Regions from separate parts of the Homo sapiens genome. Here region 2 is linked to region 1. A link is an interaction called in ENCODE POLR2A ChIA-PET data of the cell type or tissue named here. Cell type or tissue: MCF 10A. All regions are shown on one strand. Links, peaks and the distances in the headings refer to the core of each region. The heading gives the core; the rest is flanking DNA. Region 1 overlaps LOC105372112 (a long non-coding RNA gene). Region 2 overlaps LOC105372112 (a long non-coding RNA gene).

The links. Peaks named below come from ENCODE experiments on the same cell type or tissue, not always from the same donor. Only the 100,000 strongest peaks of a DNase experiment are listed, where the experiment ranks them.
Region 2: POLR2A ChIA-PET joins it to region 1 with 7 read pairs; 3 of 35 experiments call an interaction of 5 or more read pairs at or near these places.

What each region holds. Positions count from the first base shown.
Region 1 is chr18:49,685,219-49,694,593 of GRCh38, forward strand. All of the region lies in intron 2 of LOC105372112 (a long non-coding RNA gene), which reads left to right. Among named protein-coding and RNA genes, the nearest start is that of ACAA2, 120 kb to the right of the region's middle. In MCF 10A, for the core only: no CTCF peak of the experiment used is centred there; DNase peaks (open chromatin) are centred at 5,323 and 6,103.
Region 2 is chr18:49,626,167-49,635,541 of GRCh38, forward strand. The region is part of intron 1 of LOC105372112 (a long non-coding RNA gene); the gene reads left to right. Among named protein-coding and RNA genes, the nearest start is that of LIPG, 69 kb to the left of the region's middle. In MCF 10A, for the core only: no CTCF peak of the experiment used is centred there; a DNase peak (open chromatin) is centred at 2,175.

The DNA.
Region 1 (9,375 bases), core at 494-8,493:
GCTGGACACAGCTATAGCCACGGTGGAGGCAGTGGCCAGGAGAAAATTTATGCCTGGCTGTTCCCAAGTGGCTGATGGGCTCTCCCGATTGCCCATTTACCAGCAGGCTGTGGACTCTGGTTCCTGTAAACTTTGATACCAAGAAAGCTGACTCTGTATAAAATTTAAAAATTGTGAAACAAGGGAGGTTCTGAATGTTTACATTCTGGCCTTTTGGCTCAACTCCAGGAAGAGATACATGTGCAGGGTGCAAGATATAATCAATTCACCAGTTCCCACCAGGAAGTCTTGCTCATGTTAGGGACAAAGAAAGCTGTCTCCACACCAAGACTGACTGCCTGGAACTGGAGCAACAGGGACTAAAACTTTAGAAAGGCAAATAGGAAATACCTTTTTGTTTCTAAAGATTACCCATGGGATAAGATTCAGGGTCAGACACAGAAACTTCCTATTGTTTTATCAATTAGTCATGAGCACCTATCATGCCCACAATCTCTACTGAGTAGAGGACACAAGGAGAGAAATAGGAATTTACATCCCCGCTTTTGAGACAATGAAGGTCTCGTTGAGGTACCTCATTTTTATTGAGAAAGCAATGTGAGACAGGATATAGTCACGTATGCAATTTGCGTGCAGACAGCAAGTGCTGGGGAGGGACTAGACATCTTTGTAAACCTCCTTCTGAGCAGAGGAAACTGTGCTCCTAGTCAGTTATGATTGCTGTTTCTTCTCTTTCCTGTGAGTATGGAGTGATTTCTGGCTGCATTCTCCCTACTCTGCCTGCAGGCTCAGTCAGTCTTTCCCAGGTGGTTAGATAGTTCTTAGCATTAATTTTGAAATCAAATGACTGTGTGAGCTTGGGGAAGTTAGTTAATATCTCTGATCTTCAGCGTCATGTGTAAAATGTGGGCGATCATACCAGCTGTATAGCATTATAATGAAGATTAAATGAGATCGTGTATATTAAAACAACTATGGTGCCTTGGTATTCAATAAATATAATTTCATTTTTCCTTGGAGAAATAGGAATACTGATTCTCCTAAACCTGTGCTCCCCAACACAGTAGCCACCAGCCACGTGTAGCTATTGAGCACTTGAAGTGTGCAGTCTAAATGGAGATCTGCTGTATGTTTTACACACACAGCAGATTTTGAAGATTTTGTGTGAAAAAAATGTAAAATTTGATTACATGTTGAAGTGATAATATTACAAATGGATTAGGTTAAATAAAATATATTGTTAAATTAATTTAACCCACTTTCTTTTAATGTTCTCAAAGTGACAATTTAAAAACTTTAAATTACAAATATGGCTCATGTTGCATTTTTATTGGACAGTACCATAAAACTTTGCCAAGGTAGATGGTCTGGAGTTCCCAGAGATTTTACCTAGTGGGCCATCTCCTATGGATTTGCCTAAGAAGAAAAACTGGGGTGCGGTTTTGTGATGGGGTACAAAGACAATCTTGATTGATTTAAAATGACTGGGACTATCACCGTCCAAAACTCAAGTCAGACATGTAGCTGCTTTTCCCTCATTTGGGATGAAATGAGGTGGGTGTTTGCTGGGATGCTCTGTGAAGACAGAGAAGGAAATTACAATTGTTCAATAAATATTAGCTATATTTATTTTATTCCTCCAGCTCTGGGTCACATAATCATAACCCCTGCAAAAACACCAAAGGTACATTTTTAAAGATCAGGACTATTTCCACTATGATTCAATATTATGCTAGTGTCCTAATAAAAGTAAATGAGAGAAATCACTTGGAACAGCAGTCCCCAACTTTTTTTGCACCAGGGACTGGTTTTGTGGAAGACAATTTTTCCCCTGGGTGAAGGGGGTGGGGAATGGTCTCACTGGCCATTAGATTCTTATTAGGAGAATACAACCCAGATCCCTTGCATGCACAGTTTACAATAGGGTTCGCGCTCCTATGAGAATCTAATGCCGCTGCTGATCTGACAGGAGGCAGAGCTCATGCACTAATGCTCACTCACCTGCTGCTCACCTCTTGATGTGCAGCCCGATTCCTAACAGGCCACAGGCTCACCTCTTGATGTGCAGCCCAGTTTCTAACAGGCCACAGACCGGTACTGCTCCATGGCCCGGGGATTGGGGACCCCTGACTCAGAAGCATAAAAATGGGTTTTTTAAAAAAGCTATCCCAATTTGCAGACAATATGTTAGTGTATTTGTTTGCTAGGGTTGCCATAACAGAATACCACAGACTGGGTGGCTTAAATGATAGAAATTTATTTTCTTGAAGTTCTGAAGGCTGGAAGTCCAAGATGAAGGTGTCAGCAGGGTTGGTTACTCCTGAGACCTCTCTCCTTGGCTTGCAGATGGCTCTCTTCTTGCTCACATGGTCTTTCCTCTGTGCAGGACCATCCTTGTTCTCTATTTTGTGTGTTCAAATTTCCTCTAATTATAAGGACACACATCAGATTGGATTAGGGCCCACTCTAAAGGCCTCACCTTAACTTTACTTCTCTAAGGCTCTATCTCCAAATACAGTCTCATTCTGAGGTACTGAGGCTTGGGGCTTCAACACGTGAAATTTGGGGAAGCACAAGTCAGTCCATGACAGCTACTGTCCTTGGAAAGCCTTAGAAATCAATGATAAAACTATCTCAAACAACAAAAAATTCAGTAAAGTAACAGGGTATAAAATTAACATATGGTTGAGGGGGGAAAGAAGGGTTGATTAATGGGTACAAAAATACAATTAGATAGTAAGAATAAGATCTAGTATTTGGTAGTACAATAGCGTAACTATTTTTTATATATTTCAAAATAACTGGAGAAGTAGATTTGGAATTTTCTTAACACAAAGGATAAATGTTTGAGGTGATAGATACCCAATTGCCCTGACTTAATCATTACATATTATATGCTTGTATCAAAATAATACATGTACCTCATAAATATGTACAACTATTATGTGCCCATAAATACTAAAAATAAAAATAAAATTAACATATAAAACCCAATATCTATCATATACACAAATAATAACCAGTTAAAGGACATAATGTTAGAGAAAATTTCATTTATAACAGCAATAAGAAATATTAAATACTTTGGTATAAACTTTGTTAAGCTTATTCTGGTTAGAAACATCCAAATTTTACAAAAAGGACTTTAAAAACATTCTTGCAAGACACAAAAGTAGGCTTTAAGAAGTGGGAAAGATAGCTCCAATTGTTGAACAAGATGACTCAATGTCATAAAGATATCAGTTCTCTGTAGGTTATGGGAGAAACATGGTGCACTATCAATAAAAATTCCAACAAGTCTTTTCTTGGGGTGTTCAGGTAAGTTGATACTAAAGTTCATGTAGAGAAACAGGCCTGCAAGAGTGGATGGAAAACACTGAAAAATAAAAAGTATGGAGGTCACTGGCTCCACTGGACATTAAAACATAACATAAATTGCTTTAAATTAAAAGCATGATATTGGTGCATGAATATAAATATAGACTAGTAGAAAATAATAGAAAGTCCATCAATAGACCTAAGTTCACATGGAAATTTAGCATATGATAGAAGCAGCATCTCAAATTCCAGAGCAAAGATGGGTTTTTTAATAAATGATGCTGGTACAACTGGATCTCCACTTGGAAAAGGATACAGTTAGAACCATACATTGCATCACATGTAAGAATGAACTTGAAATGGATTAGAGATCTAAATGTAAAATATGAAACCATTAAAGTTCTAGAGAAAAACGTGGGCGAATTTCTGTTAACCTCAGGTAAGAGGTTAACTCAGTTACCTCTGCCTGTAATCCTAGCACTTAGGGAGGCTGAGGCAGGAGGATTGTTTGAGCGCAGGAGTTTGAGGCCAGCCTAGATAATATAAGGAGACCCCCATCTCCACAGAAGAAATTTTAAATTATCCAGGTGTGGTGGTATGCTCCTGCGGTCCAAGCTACTCAGAAGGCTGAAATGGAAGGATGTTTTGAGCCTGGGAGGTTGAGGTTTCAGTGAGCCATGATCACACAACTGCACTCCACCCTGGACAACAGAGTGAGGCCCTGTCTTAAAACACAAGTCTTCATGACAAAAATATCACCCTAAACAAATTCAAATGATAACTGATATCATTGGAGAAGTTAATTGCAACATATACCACTAACCATGAGCTAATATTCCTACAATATAAAGAACTCTCAAAAACTGAAGGGCAAAAACATCAAAAACCTGATAGAAAAATGAGGGAAAGTCATGAACAGGCATTTCACACACACAAAAAAGATGTTAAAATGACCCTTAAACACTAAAAAAGTTCAAATTTACTATTTTCACTGGCTACTATAAGGCTAAGGGCAAAAAGAATTGTATGCAAATATTGTGTTCTAGTTCGTAAATTTGTTTCTCATAGGGAATTTTTCTTCAGTTCTGAAGTTATTTTATGTCTACACTAGAATTGAACAAATTAATAAACATAATGTGGATACAGATAGATGAATACAGAAATTAATAGAGGCATAAATGTGTATGTGTGTGTGTGTGTGTGTGTGTGTGTGTGTGTGTGTATTTTCTGTGTCTGTCTGCTGAGGAGGCTTAGAAGGAATGACATTCCATTAGCAATGAGTATGCCTACTGCTCAGATCTTGTTTCCTAAATACCATTCTCCAATAAAAGGAAGCAGCATTCATTGGTGAAATGGTTGATTCCAGGGTTAGGGCAGGGAAAATAAGACATAAGCTGGGAATATCTTATGCCAGAAAGTAAGGAAGTGCTCAAAAAGAGATGGGGCATGGCAAGGGACACAGGGCCCAGCCTGGAAGAGCTCCCAATGCCAAAGGTGGGAGAACTCAAGTAATACTATAAAAAATGAGAAGATTAAACTAAATAAATATAGATTACTAGGTAGAATAAAATAAACATTCATTCATACTGTTATAAGTAAATAATTTAAAAAATATTGGTAGAGAAGGGACAGCTTCTTCTTACAGAATTCCAATTATTAAATATAGAAGGAATGAGAAAAATAGAAAATCAACATTTGGCAAATATCACACTAATTAGCAAGAACCAGAGAGGGATGCTAAAATGAGTAGGCAAAAGCACGATGAGAAACATGGTATCTGCATAGTTTCAAAGTATCTCCCCACAATATATTCATTACTTACAAAGCAAAAAATTGTAACTTTATAGTGGAGAAACCACCTTAACCATGTGGTCAAGGCTAACAAGTAACAAGACCTACTGACATCATGTATACCAATATGACACACACAGAAATATACAGCGTCCCTGCTGTTGTTCTTGCCAAGATTGAGTAATCGCAATGTAATCATAAGAAAACATCAGACAAACCTCAAAACTGAGACACTTTCACAGACCAGAGGAGACCAAGCAGACATGATGACTAAATGCCGTGTAGGATTCTGCATTGGATCCCAGACAGAAAAAAAAGGACATTAGTGGGGAAGCTGCTGAAATTCAACTAAGATCTATAGTTTAGTTAACAGTATTGCATCAGTGTTAATTTTCTGCTTTTGGAAACAGGAGCGTTTGTATCATGTAAAATGTTAACATTAAGGAAAGCTGGGTGAAGGATATATGGAAAACCTATGTTATCTTTATAATTTTCCATAGTCTAAAATTACTTTTTTAAAAAAAGGTATTAAAATTGACTCCTATGTATTTGCTGGGTCAGAGATCCAGAGTCAAATATGAGCAGATGCCCATGGCTCCCCTTCAGCTTCCTCCCATCTCAGCCTCACTGTGGTGAATTCACAATGATAGAATGATGCACTTCATTCATTGTCTCATTATATGTCCAGTATTGTACCTCTATTCACCCAATCCTAGAAGACAGAAATTAAAACATAATCATATTTTTAAAGTTTTTATCCACCAGCAATGAATAAAACTCTAATGGAAGCTAGAATAAAAAATTTGAAGCAAAACTGAAAGTGACAACTATTTCAACCTCTTTAAAGATCAGAATAGAAAGAGAAATTGCTTGTGCATTCCAGGGCCACAGTGCCTTAGAAAACCAAAAGAACTGGAGTGAGAAGAAATGAGTCCCATCTGAGTCATTTGAATCTACTTGGTTTCCCAAAACTTTCTGCATAGCTGATCCATGATTCCTGATATTCTAGCTATATAAGTACTCCTCCCCACCCGCTCCCCAGTGATTGCCATCTACAACAAACAGGAAGTAGCTTTGTCAGAATTAGTTGGCCATTAGCTGGGTGGGAGTAAGGTGAGGGAAAAACCAGGCGAGAGGAAGAGTGTGTGGGGGCAGAGAACTGGAAGAACCTTGGCTGGGAGGTAGTGGTGTCTGCTGACCCATGCACAGTAACTGGCAGGGTCCCAAACCCCTGCTGCAGAAGTTCCATGTGGCTTTTGGAGGGTTGGCTGGAGGGGTGTGGGATGGAGAGCTGCTACAAGCTGATCAAGCGGCTCTTTGAGGGATGCAAAAGTTTAGAGAACTAACAAGTCTGTTCTTATGACACGTGGTCAGTAGTACATATACCTTTGCTAGTGGCGCCATAGGCAGACAAACAGAAGATATCAATGTCCTTTCTGGGAAGAGCCCTTATGGGAAACTGACCAGGAGCCCCCCTGGGCCAAGTCACCACTAGCTGGACCATTAAATGAGTTCCAGCCTGAGGGGAGCCTCTGTTATGTACTTGGAGGCAAGGCAGGGCAGCCCAGCCCCAAGACCATCTCCTATGATGGGTTAGGTTAACCAGCCTTGTGCATAGACACTCTAGGTCACCATGTACCTGGTTCTCTTGCCATTGGAAGGCCTGAAGCTTTGTTCCATTGCATCAGTAGTGCATGGATGTATGGCAGGTGCACCACCCCTTAGGGTGATTAGGTGCCTGAGTTACCTTTCCTCCTAACATGTCGATTTCAGTGGGGGAAGGGACAAGGAGGTCTCACAGTCCTAGAGCACAGGAATTGGTGGGCATCCTGGCTGGGCCCTGAAGGGCATGCTGGGGAGCCTGCAGCCAAGAGGCCTTCAAGAAATAACTGGACATCCCTGGACAGAGAGGGAGATGTTGGCAAGGACAAACTTGGCCTGGGGCTGTGGCAGGTGAGGCTTTTGCCTGTCAGCAGCCTCTTCCAGCTGTGAGGCCTCCGTGGGGACTATGGAGTGGCACGGCAGACCCAGAGTACTGGCTTGGGCAAAGGAAGGAGAAACTGCCATTCCCCTGTAGAAGAGTCCTCAAGGTGATACGTGGCAGAGATACATGGCAGGGGCCTGCTAACTACAGCCTGTGGGCCTATTCTGGCCTCTTTTTTGCAAATAAAGTTTTATTGGAACACAGCCACACTCATTGTGCTTTCATGCTGCAATGGCAGGGTTGAGTAGTTGTAATGAAACCATACGGCCCACAAAACCTACAATATTTATTATCTGGCCTTTAATGGAAAAAGTTACCTGACCCCTGGTCTAGGGCATATTGGGTTCTATCTGTGCTTTCTAAAAAGATAAACTCCCTCTCAAAAAACTAAATTCTATTATGATGTTCCCCAAATCCTACCTCAACTGTTCTACCAAAAATTCCAGCGTCCAAGCCTCCACATCCCCCTCCAGCACCTAAGGAAGTCACAGCACTTCTGCAAGCACTGCTCCCTTCATCTATCATAGCAAGACCAGAAACAGCCACCTCTTAGGCCACTCTGGGGATGAGGCCCAAGAAATGAGTGAGTAGCCAGGAATAAAAGGAATGAGCTTGAATGGTGAGAATTCTGTGAAACCGCCAGTATGTGTATACATTTTAAATCATGAAATAGATGCGTTTTCTCTGCTAGATGACACACTTGGTTAACAACAACAACACATTGCAGACGGGTTTTCAGTGCAAGTTAAGCTGTTTATTTCTGGGGGTCCCCAGGGTCCCAGGCAGGAAGCAGAGGATTAACAAAAAAAGGTGTGAATTAGGGTGGAGGAGAGCAGACTCGTGAAGAGTTTCTGACAGCGCTGAGCTGTGTCCAAAATGAATTAGGCTTCCAGACATTGCACACTCGTTCTAAATTTAGACCTGGAGTCTGTGATTGACAAAGATGAATCCAACCTATGGCAGTCGCTGGGGATTTAGGATATAGACACGAAGTTTCTACAACTTTTACAAAGCCAACATGTAAGATACACTCACTAGATTTTGGTCCTAGACTATGCCATTGTGAAAACCAAGTATTACAAAGCCAGATATTAAGCAGATACCAAAAAGTTCTAAGACACCACTTTCTCCCTCAAGGGCCATATAATCCAGCTAAGAAAACAGATATATGCACGTAAAAAGATAGCACTGCTCTGTGTATATAATTGGGATTAAGTTCAGTTGTGACTAAAACCCTCAAGACAAGCCAAAAAGTCCAGGGCTGATGGGGCCTCTCTCTCCCACGGAGCCCTCTGGGACTTGGGCTCCTTCCTCTAAGCCCTCCACCATCTCTAGGGAGTGTCCCCATCCTCTTGGTTAATGGCACAGCTGCATTCCAGGCAGCAGGGAGAGGCAGGAACTAAGAAGGGACCAAATAAAGTCGTTCAATTCAAAGTTTATTTGGGAGTCAAGTAAAGTTTACAGTGGGAGTACAAAACTAGAGATTTGTTTCAGGTCACACACTTTGCTTGTACAACCTCTAGATTGCGTAAGTTATGCCTTCATTTATATCTTTAACACCCTAAGCATATTGATCGAAGTCTTTGTCAGACGGTTCTATAAAATTAATTTCATCTGGAGTAAATTAGTATTTTGAATATTAAATCTGTGAACTGTCTTTGTAAGCACTGGGCTTCTCCATGTGTTTTGGAATTCTGATGTACAGGCTTATTTTGAGGCTTGGAGTACTTGCTTTTTCATTTATTCTGTCTTTTTTCTCTGTACACATTCTCCCTTAACAAGCAGTTTTGTAACGGTCACCACTCAACCGTCTGGGTCCCCAGTACAGAACTGGATCCTTGAATGGCAGTTGAGAGTGTCCTGCCCTGTGGGGATTTGAGGGTTCTGTGGATCTGGATGCAGAGGCAAAGGGTAGCTGGTCTCAGCTTCTGGTCGCAAAGCAATGTCTTGTTCTCCAGTCTCTTACATCTACAGCTTTTAGAAATTCCTGGCTCTTGGCAGAGGTTGGTCAGCCTAATTTCATGGGTAAGAAGGGAGCCCTACTCCGCTGCCTGCCTTCAGGTACTGAGGGTGTCTCTGGTCCCTTCTACTATCTTGAATAGAGCTCCTTTTGTCCTCCTTTCCCCAGCTTCCACCGCCTGTCTCCAGACCTGAAGCCCAGCAGGCTGCAGCTTCAGCTCTGTTCACCCCTCTGTGCTCCTATTGCTTGTCCACAAAGATGTTAATCTCATTTATGAGTCTGGAGAAGTCTTTGGTTATCTTTTAAAAATATTGTGTCTGTC
Region 2 (9,375 bases), core at 588-8,587, 59 kb before region 1:
AGTTTTGAGAATCACTGCTTTCCTCATTTCCACGTCTCAGGCTGCATAGGAGAGGAAGTTCATCTGTGTGTGCACCGGGCTTTGGGATGCTGTTCCTTTGTTGGAGGGAGCAGAGCCCTTCCATGGCCTTGGGGGACATTTGGAAATGAAAGGAAAAGGTGCACCCCAGAGGTGGGGCTGTCTCTGGCCTGGACACGTGCTCTGTGGACCAACAGTTTTGCCATTGATAGGTGGTCTTACAGGGGGTTGTATAAAATTCCTCCGGAAATGCTGGGCATGGTGGCTCACGCCTGTAATCCCAGCACTTTGGGAGGCTGAGGCAGTTGGATCACAAGGTCAGGAGATCGAGATCAGCTTGACCAATATGGTGAAATCGTATCTCTACTAAAAATACAAAAATTAGCCAGGCATGGTATCGCATTCCTGTAATCCCAGCTACTTGGAAGGCTGAAGCAGGAGAATCGTTTGAACCTGGGAGGCGGAGGTTGCAGTGAGCCAAGATTATGCCATTGCACTCCTGCCTGGGTGACAGAGCAAGACTCTGTCCCCCCCCCCAAAAAAAAATCCTCTGGAAAGAAAGGTGCCGCGTTAGCTGTGAGGTGTGCCCACAGTGCCAGCCCACAGGGGCTGCTTTCTGCTTCGGGTCCTTGCCCCTTCCTGGGAATGCATGGGTAATAAAAGGAGCAGAACTGGCACTCAGCTCAGTCACTGATGACAGATGACGCTGCTTACACAGTGGGAAGGGCTCTGAGCCAGGGTGGAAGGGCCCACACCGTGCCTTGGGGGATTTACTGTTGAGGAAAAACTCGGGGGCCTTTTGTCCCTAGGGGTGCCCCAGAAAGCCTCCTCAACCCTGTTTCTCCAGGCCCACAGGCACGCCTTGCCCACTCCACATGCTTGCCTCTAGGCCAGTCCCTGCCCACTCCTCTTCCCTTGATGTTCTGTGCTCCAAGTCCCCTCTCCTTTGCCTCAGAAGACAAGCATGGGCCTCTTGTCACCTGAAGGGCTTCCTGCCCTTGCCACAGGGAGGACAGAGGTGTGTAATGGCACAAAGGGGGCATTGCAGAGCATGCGCCTTGCCTGGGTTGCCCCCAGCGTGGCCCCTGGCTCCTGACTTCCTTCCGAGATTGAAGAAGGAAGTCATGTGCACAGAGGTCAGTAACAGCCCTACCAGCCCCGGCTCCCTGTGTCAAAAATGCAACAGCTCACACCTCACTTGTCTTTCCACATCTTCTTTCCTGCCTGTCTATTCTTCTATCCTGCTGACTTTTATTTTTATTTTTTATAAAGTCCAATTAATCAATTTTAAAAAATAGATTGTACTTTTGGTGTTGTAACTCTTTCTCGTGCACTCACTCTCTCACTTTCTCGCTCGCTCTCTCTTTGAGACAAGGTCTTGCTCTGTTGCCAGGTTGAAGTGCAATGGCATGGTCATGGCTCACTGCAACCTCGACTTCCTAGGCTCAAGTGATCTTCCCACCTCAGCCTCCCGAGTAGCTAGAACGACAGGTGTGTGCCACCATACCTGACTAATTTTGATTTTTGTGGAGATGGAGTTTCACTATGTTGCCCAGGCTGGTCTTTAACTCATGGCCTCAAGTGATTCTTCCACCTCAGCCCTCCAAAGTGCTGGGATTATGCATGAGCCACTGCACCCATCCTCGGTTGGCTTTTTGAGCCTCTTTCTCTTTGTTTCCCCTTTTGGATCAATAGTGAACACGTGGGGGCTACCCTGCATTCTGATGTGGCCAATCCCTGGTCCTGGCCCCCTAGATTAATGCCCTGAGTCAATCAGCCATCCTCCAGACCATCCTCAATCTTATCCCTGGTCCTGGCCCTATCCTTTGAATCTTGCTGACCTGAGTGGAGGAAGTAGACAGGGAAGGAATCTAGCTGGGGAGGAGGAAGGAGAGGGCTTCTTCCTTGCCTCCACTCAACAGCTCTCTTTGCTATGTCCTTCGAGTGCTCTCTGATTAAGACGGCCTGGCTCAGGCCCCTCTTATACCCTGTTGCTCTCAGCATTTACATATCATGGCCATGACTTTGCAGGTTGACAGGAAACCAAAGCTTCATGTGAGCACATTCTATCATCCCAGTTAGATCAAAGAGGGCAGGAGATGCACCCTGCACTCACTAGTGCCCTGCACACTGGCAGAAGTCCAGCTGCTTGGCTAACTGGTTACTCCTGGTGAGACATTTCCTGGCTTCCTGGGAGGCACTGAAGGCAGTTTCCACCAGAGGCTTGGTCTCCAGGAAAGCCAACGCAAAGAAGAGCTAGCTCTCTTGGTGGGAAGAATTCCTGGGCTTATAAAGGAAGCATTTCAATGACCAAAGCACTCTGTTTACTCATTCATTTATTCTTTCATTCATTAATTCCTAGTAGGCCTACTCAGTGCCAATCTAGGTAATACACAGTCCCTGGGAGCTTACCATCTTGTTGGGAAGATGAGACTTGAAACAATGGGACAAGGCAAATAAGATTAAATGCCCCAGATACTTGATTTGAATCATGGATTGAGGAGGTAAGAGAAGAATGGTGGGGCTATAGGAGAGGGTAGGTGCTCTCTAGGAAGCAAGCGGTTTCCCAGCCCTGGAAGAAAGGGTAGGATTTAGACATGTAGATGAGAACATGGAAGACCTTCCAGACACAAGAAATGAGCAAAACCTCGGTGTTTTGCAGTGAGAGCAGAGGGCATTCTGGGGCAGTGGAGGGAGCTTGAAGAAATCAGTGTGGGTTCTGTGCTGCTGCCCTGGATGCAGCAGGCCGGTGGGCCATGCTGGCCATTCCAAGCCTTGTCTGGGAATTGCTCTGGTAACCAAGAATGCACTGAGAGTGACGGACGTGCTGAGGCTGCACTCCCCTCTTCCCATGCCCTATGAGCAGGCCCAGGCGGGGCCGAGGCCCCATCCAAACCACTCTTGTCTTGGTTCCGGCCCAGAAGTAGCAAGAGAAGCTGGAAAGGCAAAGCTTCTTGATTTCCACTGCTTTCTGAGCTGGCCAGGTGGAAGGCAGCCAGGGAGGAGCAGCTGGCGACAGCCCGCCTGACTGCCTCGGATGGCAGGCAGCTACTCAAGGGAACAATTGGGCAGAAGCAGGGGGCAGGGGGGTCAGGGAACATGGACCAGTGGAATTCTGAACAAGGTCAAAGTCCAATTTGGTACAGTGCTTGATTACCAATTTAAATCTCATCTTTCCTTCCAGAGTGGCTGCCCCCTGCAGGAGAGGCCAGGGCTGCCACAGGGGAAATTTGCATTTTAGGATTCCAAGTGCAGGGTGCCCTGGCAGGGCTGTACTCAGCCGGCGGTCCAACGGGTGCTCGCCCTTGCACCTGGCAGTCGCATGTTGAATATGCTCCTATTTTCCCTACTTCTGGCTGCCTGTATGCTTGGGAAACAAACACAAAACGAAAAACTCTTCTTACCTCTTGCAGTCAGGGGAGGATCCCAAAGCATGCAGGGTGGGAGGTGGTGGGGTCTAGACAGTGGGTAGTGATCGTAGGTTTTTCACACCTGAGGCTGGAAGAAAGTGCTAAGGGATTGGCAGTCAAATGGGCAGCAGGGCACTTAAGGGGGTGATGTGGAATGGAGCCCATAGAAAGAGGCAGGAATCTGGGGTGCAGTGGTGGCTCAAGGGTGGGTTCTACAGAAATGGTTGATCGATTGATTCCAGGCATGTAATTCGGTTTGAAAACAAGCTCCTCTTTGAGACTCTTCCCTTGGGGCAGTTGGTTCTCAGTCTTTGACTTCACCTGGGATGCTTTTGAAAATATTAATGCCTAATTGTTAATGGCCTGGAAATTCTTTCCTACTTTATTTTATTCATCCATTCATTCTCATCAAGAAAGCAAACCTATGCTTTTTAAAATTTTTAATTTTTGCTCCTAAAAAAGCAAACCCAAACCTGCAAATTCTGATTTAGCAAATCCACAACTTCTGTCTCTTCCCATCAACACCAGTACCTCTACCACCATTACCACCATCCCAAGGTAAGGTGTGGAAAGCTCCTCTGCCCTGGCATGTCCTACAGAACTCCCTGGGGTGGGTCTTTTTGTTACCCCTTTACCATTAAATCAACACACATTTATTGGGTACCTAAGTGTTGGTGAGAATGGCTGCACAGCCTAAAGTCTAGGCTGCTTTTGGTGTTTGGTTTCTTTCAGCTGTATAGGACTTTCTGTGAGAAGAGGGAGTATGTGGTGCAATTTGTTCATGACATCAGAGTTCATGGGGACAATGACCTGCTTGCAGAGAGTTTGCTTGCTGGCATATCCAAAGGCAATGCCTGTTGCAATCTTTTAGCTGCTGTGGGGCTGGGCATCAGGACTGGATTACCCAACACCCTGTGACCAGGAGCCTTGTGGGTACACACACACACACACACACACACACCCCCACACCCTTCCTTACCTGAGGCACCTGAAGATACATTTTGTGCATCCTGCAGTTAAGTTGATGGTCAACCAGGCCTAGCTGGCCCAGACTCCATCTGAGTAATCCTGGGACTCATGGAGTGCACTTAGATTTATTGTGGGCCCCAGGGGTTCATCACTCTCCCCTTTTCAGGTGACAATGGGGACAGAAGCTGCCGTGATGGGGACCCTCTGTTATCTTTTCTTGTCTGACTGGAAGGAGAAAGGAATGCCTGAAATCAGCCTATTGCAGAGGACAGTGGGCTCCCTCAGGACTCAGAGTCCTCAGGCTCTCACTGGTGTCCATGGCTGGCAGGATGTCTGGGAGGCTACTCAGAGATGGCCACTAGATAACCAGGCTACATATGATATTTGCTGGGACACGTTCCCCACGTGGAAACTCCAGCCCCACCCAGTCCCATTTGCCACTCACCTTGGAAGTGTTAGGAGCTTTTGTGGGGGCACATTTAGGCCCCACTGCAGATCAGAAATCCTCAGTAGCTCCAGGGGCCCACAGCGTAAAGCCCAGAGGCCTTCGGGTGCCATCCAGGACATTTTGTCATCTCCTCCCAACTGTCCTCTCCAGCCCCTTCTGCCTTTCCTCTCCCTTGGATCTTCTGCTCAGACTGGCCCCCTCTCTGCCCACCTCACCCCTGACTCACCTAGGATGTTCCCCAGGCCTTTGACCCCATGTGCCGTTAGTACCGAAGGTGGGGGAGCACTCGCTTTCTCCCTGGATGCCCACCAAATCCCGCCACACATTCTAGGACCAGTTCTAGGAAACCTGCCTCCACTGGGAGTGATTTCTGGGCGTTTCTCCAGGGTGGTGCCTTGTATTAATCACCTCTGCATCTGCAGTGGTTGGTATGGTGTGAAGAAGACTCTCAAGAAGCCCTGGCTGGATCAACACTCGCACACGAATGATCTCTGTCCTTCCTGCAGCACTCTGCCTTAGGTGTGCTTGTTTGCATGTGCGTGTATCATCTTAACCACCTCATGAGCTCACGGAAGGCACAGCCATGCATTTCACTCCTCTACGACCTCACAGGCAGCCGGACCTCTTGTGCATGCAAGTGTTCTGTGATAGATGTGTTCTGATGATAAGGAAGACAGACATTGAAAGTAGCTTTCTTTCTGCTCCCTGATTTGGACCCTGGGCTCCAGCCAAGCCTGTTTCTTCACTGTCCCTGTCACATGCTCCCTGCTCCCCTGGGCGATCACATTTGCTCATTCTGTACTCTAGTCCCTACTTTTGTCCCCAGTCCTGGTTATTGTCCCCAAGGTCAGACTGAACCCCACCTCATCCATAATCCCCACCTCCAGATCTCTTGGGACCGGAAGACTGCAAAGATGCTCAGTTCACCAACTGGAGTACCCAAGCAATACCATAGTTCTTCCTTTTCTGTAAAATGGCTCAATGCTGACTTCACATCCCCATCATACTGGGCTGTCCAGAAATTCAACCCAGGTCTTTCTTTGGTCACCCTCTGGTCCCCCACTGGGTTGGCTAAAGGCTCCCAGCCCCTCTTGCCATGGGTCCTTACTGGTCACAGTGGAGGATGCCCCTGCCTGGCAGGTGTGGCCTCTGTGGATCTACTGTGCTGTGTCTTGCTGGTCACCTTTGAGTTACGGGCTTCTGTGGTGAGCCCAGTGCCCAAGGTCCAGCCTCCCTGCTGTGCCATAAAAGCCATTCCTTCTGAGAGCCTCTCAGTGTGAGGTGCTTTCGGGGAGCAGGTTGTAAGTTTCTATTGATTTGGGGACCCACAGGCCACTCCCTAATTACTGATTTTAGTCTAGGAACATCCCACTCCTCAAGTCCCGTTCTCCTCAACTTTGGAAAGTTCAGACACCCCGCTGCAAAATTCTCCCAGGCAAGGAAATTGAAGCCACCACCTGTGAGAGCTGGGGAAGGCAAGGGCAAAGACAAAAGAGGGGCATGGGCACTAGTTCAAAAATTCCTGTGCCTGGCCCCTCTCTTCTGAGCTCCATTTGTATTAATAAACACTCTTTGAGTGCTCTTTACTTTTTAAATGCAATACTCTTGTCCCGCGAATGAAAGTGTAAATCCTGTGAGATCCATTCCCTGGTGGATGAGACCTATTTTCTCATATTTCCTCCTTAGCAACTCGTGCAGAGCTAAGTGCACGGTAAGGGAGTGTCAGGGCTTGTTGGCTGACTCTTGTGTCCAGAGCTCATCAGAGAATGACTCCGGCTCTGCTCCAGCTTCTTTGAAAGCGAGGCTTTTGCCTCGGCAGCCCTCACTGCTTCCTGTCCTCAAGAAGACATCAGCTCTACTCATAGCTGCCTCTCCTCCCCAAACTCTTCCTGCCTGTGGTCCTCTCCCACCAGCCCCACGATGTTCGCCTTGTCCTGGAGTGGGGGAAGACAGCCCACAGCAAAGAGACACGCTTCCTTCTACATCCTGGCTGGGATGCAGAACTGAGTGATGCCAGTCCCAGCCCCTTGTGCGGTAGGAAGGCTGCAGGTCCTTGGGAGAAGTTTTGAAATCCCTTTCTCTTCCTCTCCTGGTGGGACTGAGATATTGATAAAAAGTCTCAGCAATAAGGGGAGAGAACACAGCGAAGGAGAGGTCTGTAGTCACAGCTAATCTCAGGCTAGTTCTAGGCATTCTTCCTTCCTTCATCCTTTGAGCCTGACCTCCCTCCATTCCCTCCCGCCTTTCTTTCAAACTCACCTTGACTCTCTATTCCCAGCTCCCCAACTCAAGTCATCAATGTTAACAGACTAGTGCCCATCCCACTACACCTTTCTTCATACATGTGCACACAATCATACAAACTCATCTATAGGTTAACTCATGGTGGTGTATTTTTTTTTAAATAACATCATTCTATATAGACTTTCTGTATCTTGCTATTCTTGCATAACAATGTCATATTAAAATCCCTCCAGGTTAACTGGCATAAATAGTATGCCTTTTTAAATGGCTAAATACTATTCCTTGAAATGGCTACACCACCATTTATTAAACAGGTTTCTATTGATAGGCCATCAGACTGGTTTCTGTTTTATGCAATATAAACAATGCTTCTGTGTTGATTTTTTTTTTTTTTTTTTTTTTTTTTGAGATGGAGTTTCGCTCTTGTTGCCCAGGCTGGAGTGTAATGGAGCAATCTCGGCTCACTGCAATATCTGCCTCCTGGGTTCAAGCAATTCTCCTGCCTCAGCCTCCCGAGTAGCTGGGATTATGGCGCCCACCACCACACCCAGCTAATTTTTGTATTTTTAGTAGAGAAGGGGTTTCACCATGTTGGCCAGGCTGGTCTCAAACTCCTGACCTCAAGTGATCCACCAGCCTCGGCCTCCCAAAGTGCTGGGATTACAGGCGTGAGCCACCATGCCCAGGCAATTGGTGCTTTTTAATGCTATGGAATAGATTCCCATACATGATTTCTGATTAAAGGGAATGCATGAAGGTACGATTTAGGTACAGTAAAATTAACCCATGTTCATGTAGATTTCTGCAAGTTTGCACAGACACATACAGATCATAACCAACACCATAATCAAGATACAGAACAGGTCCATAACCTCAGAAAGTTACTTTTTTTTTTTTTTGTAGTCAATTTCTTCTCCATCTCCCACCCTTGAAACCACTGATCTGTTTCTATAGTTTTGCCTTTTCTAGATTGTCATAGAAATGGAATCACAGAGTAGACTTTTGAGTCTGGCTTCTTTCACTTAGCATGATAAGATCCATCCACAACAAGACTCATTCATTCATAACAAAATTCATCCATATCATTCATTTATAAAACGATTCACATTGTTGCAAATATCAGTGATTTGTTTCCTTTTATTCTGACTAGTATTTTACTCTATGGATGTACTAATGGATTATTTATCCATTCCTCAGTTGAGAGACACTTGTGTTGTTTCCATTTTTTGACACTTAAAATAAAACTGCTATAAACATTCATGTAAAGTTTATTTATGTGGATGTATGGTTTCATTTCTCTTGGTTAAATTTCTAGAAATAGGATTGCGGGGTTGTATGCTAAGTATATATTTAATTTTACAAGGAACTGCCACCTGTTTTCTATGGCTGTACCACTTTGAATTCCCACCAGCAGTACATGTTGTTCTGTGTCCTTGATAGCACGTGGTGTTGTTATTTTGATTTTAGCCATCCTAGTGTTTACTGGTATCTCATTGTGGATTTAATTTGAATTTCCCTAATGACAAGTGTCATCAAACATCTTTTCCTGTGCTTAATTGCCATCTATGTTTCTTCTCTTTCTCAAAGATTCTTTTCAAACCTTTTACCTTTTTTCTTTATTCAACTGCTTGTTTTCTTATTTGAGAATTCTTTATGTAACCTGGATACAAGTTATTTATGTGTTTGCAAATATTATTTTCCAGTGTGTAGCCTGTTTTTTTTTTCATCCTCTTAAGTGTGCTTTTAAAAAGTTTTTAGTAAAGTCTAACAACAATTTTTGTCTTCTCTGGATCATAGTTTTGATACAGCACCTGAGAAATATTTGCCTAACACAAAGTCATGGAGATTTTCTTGTATGTTTTCCTCTGTGTTTTATAATTTTAGGTTTATAGTTTTTGATTTTATACTTTGGCATATGATTCATTTTTAAAGTGAATTTTTGAATAAGGTAGGCTGCATGGGTTGAGGTTAATTCATTTGCATATGGACATCCAATTGTTTGACAACATTGGCTAAAAGGATCATCTTTTCTCATTGAGATGACTTCATACCTTTGTAAAAAATCAACTGACCATATTTGTTTGGGTCTATTTCTGGACTTTCTAATTTTTTCCATTAATATATATGTCTATGCTTTCTCTAATACCAGATATTTTTTAGTGTATTTTTTTTTTTTTTTTTTGAGACGGAGTCTCGCTCTGTCGCCCAGGCTGCAGTGTAGTGGCGCGATCTTGAGTTACTGTAAGCTCCGCCTCCTGGGTTCACATCATTTTCCTGCCTCAGCCT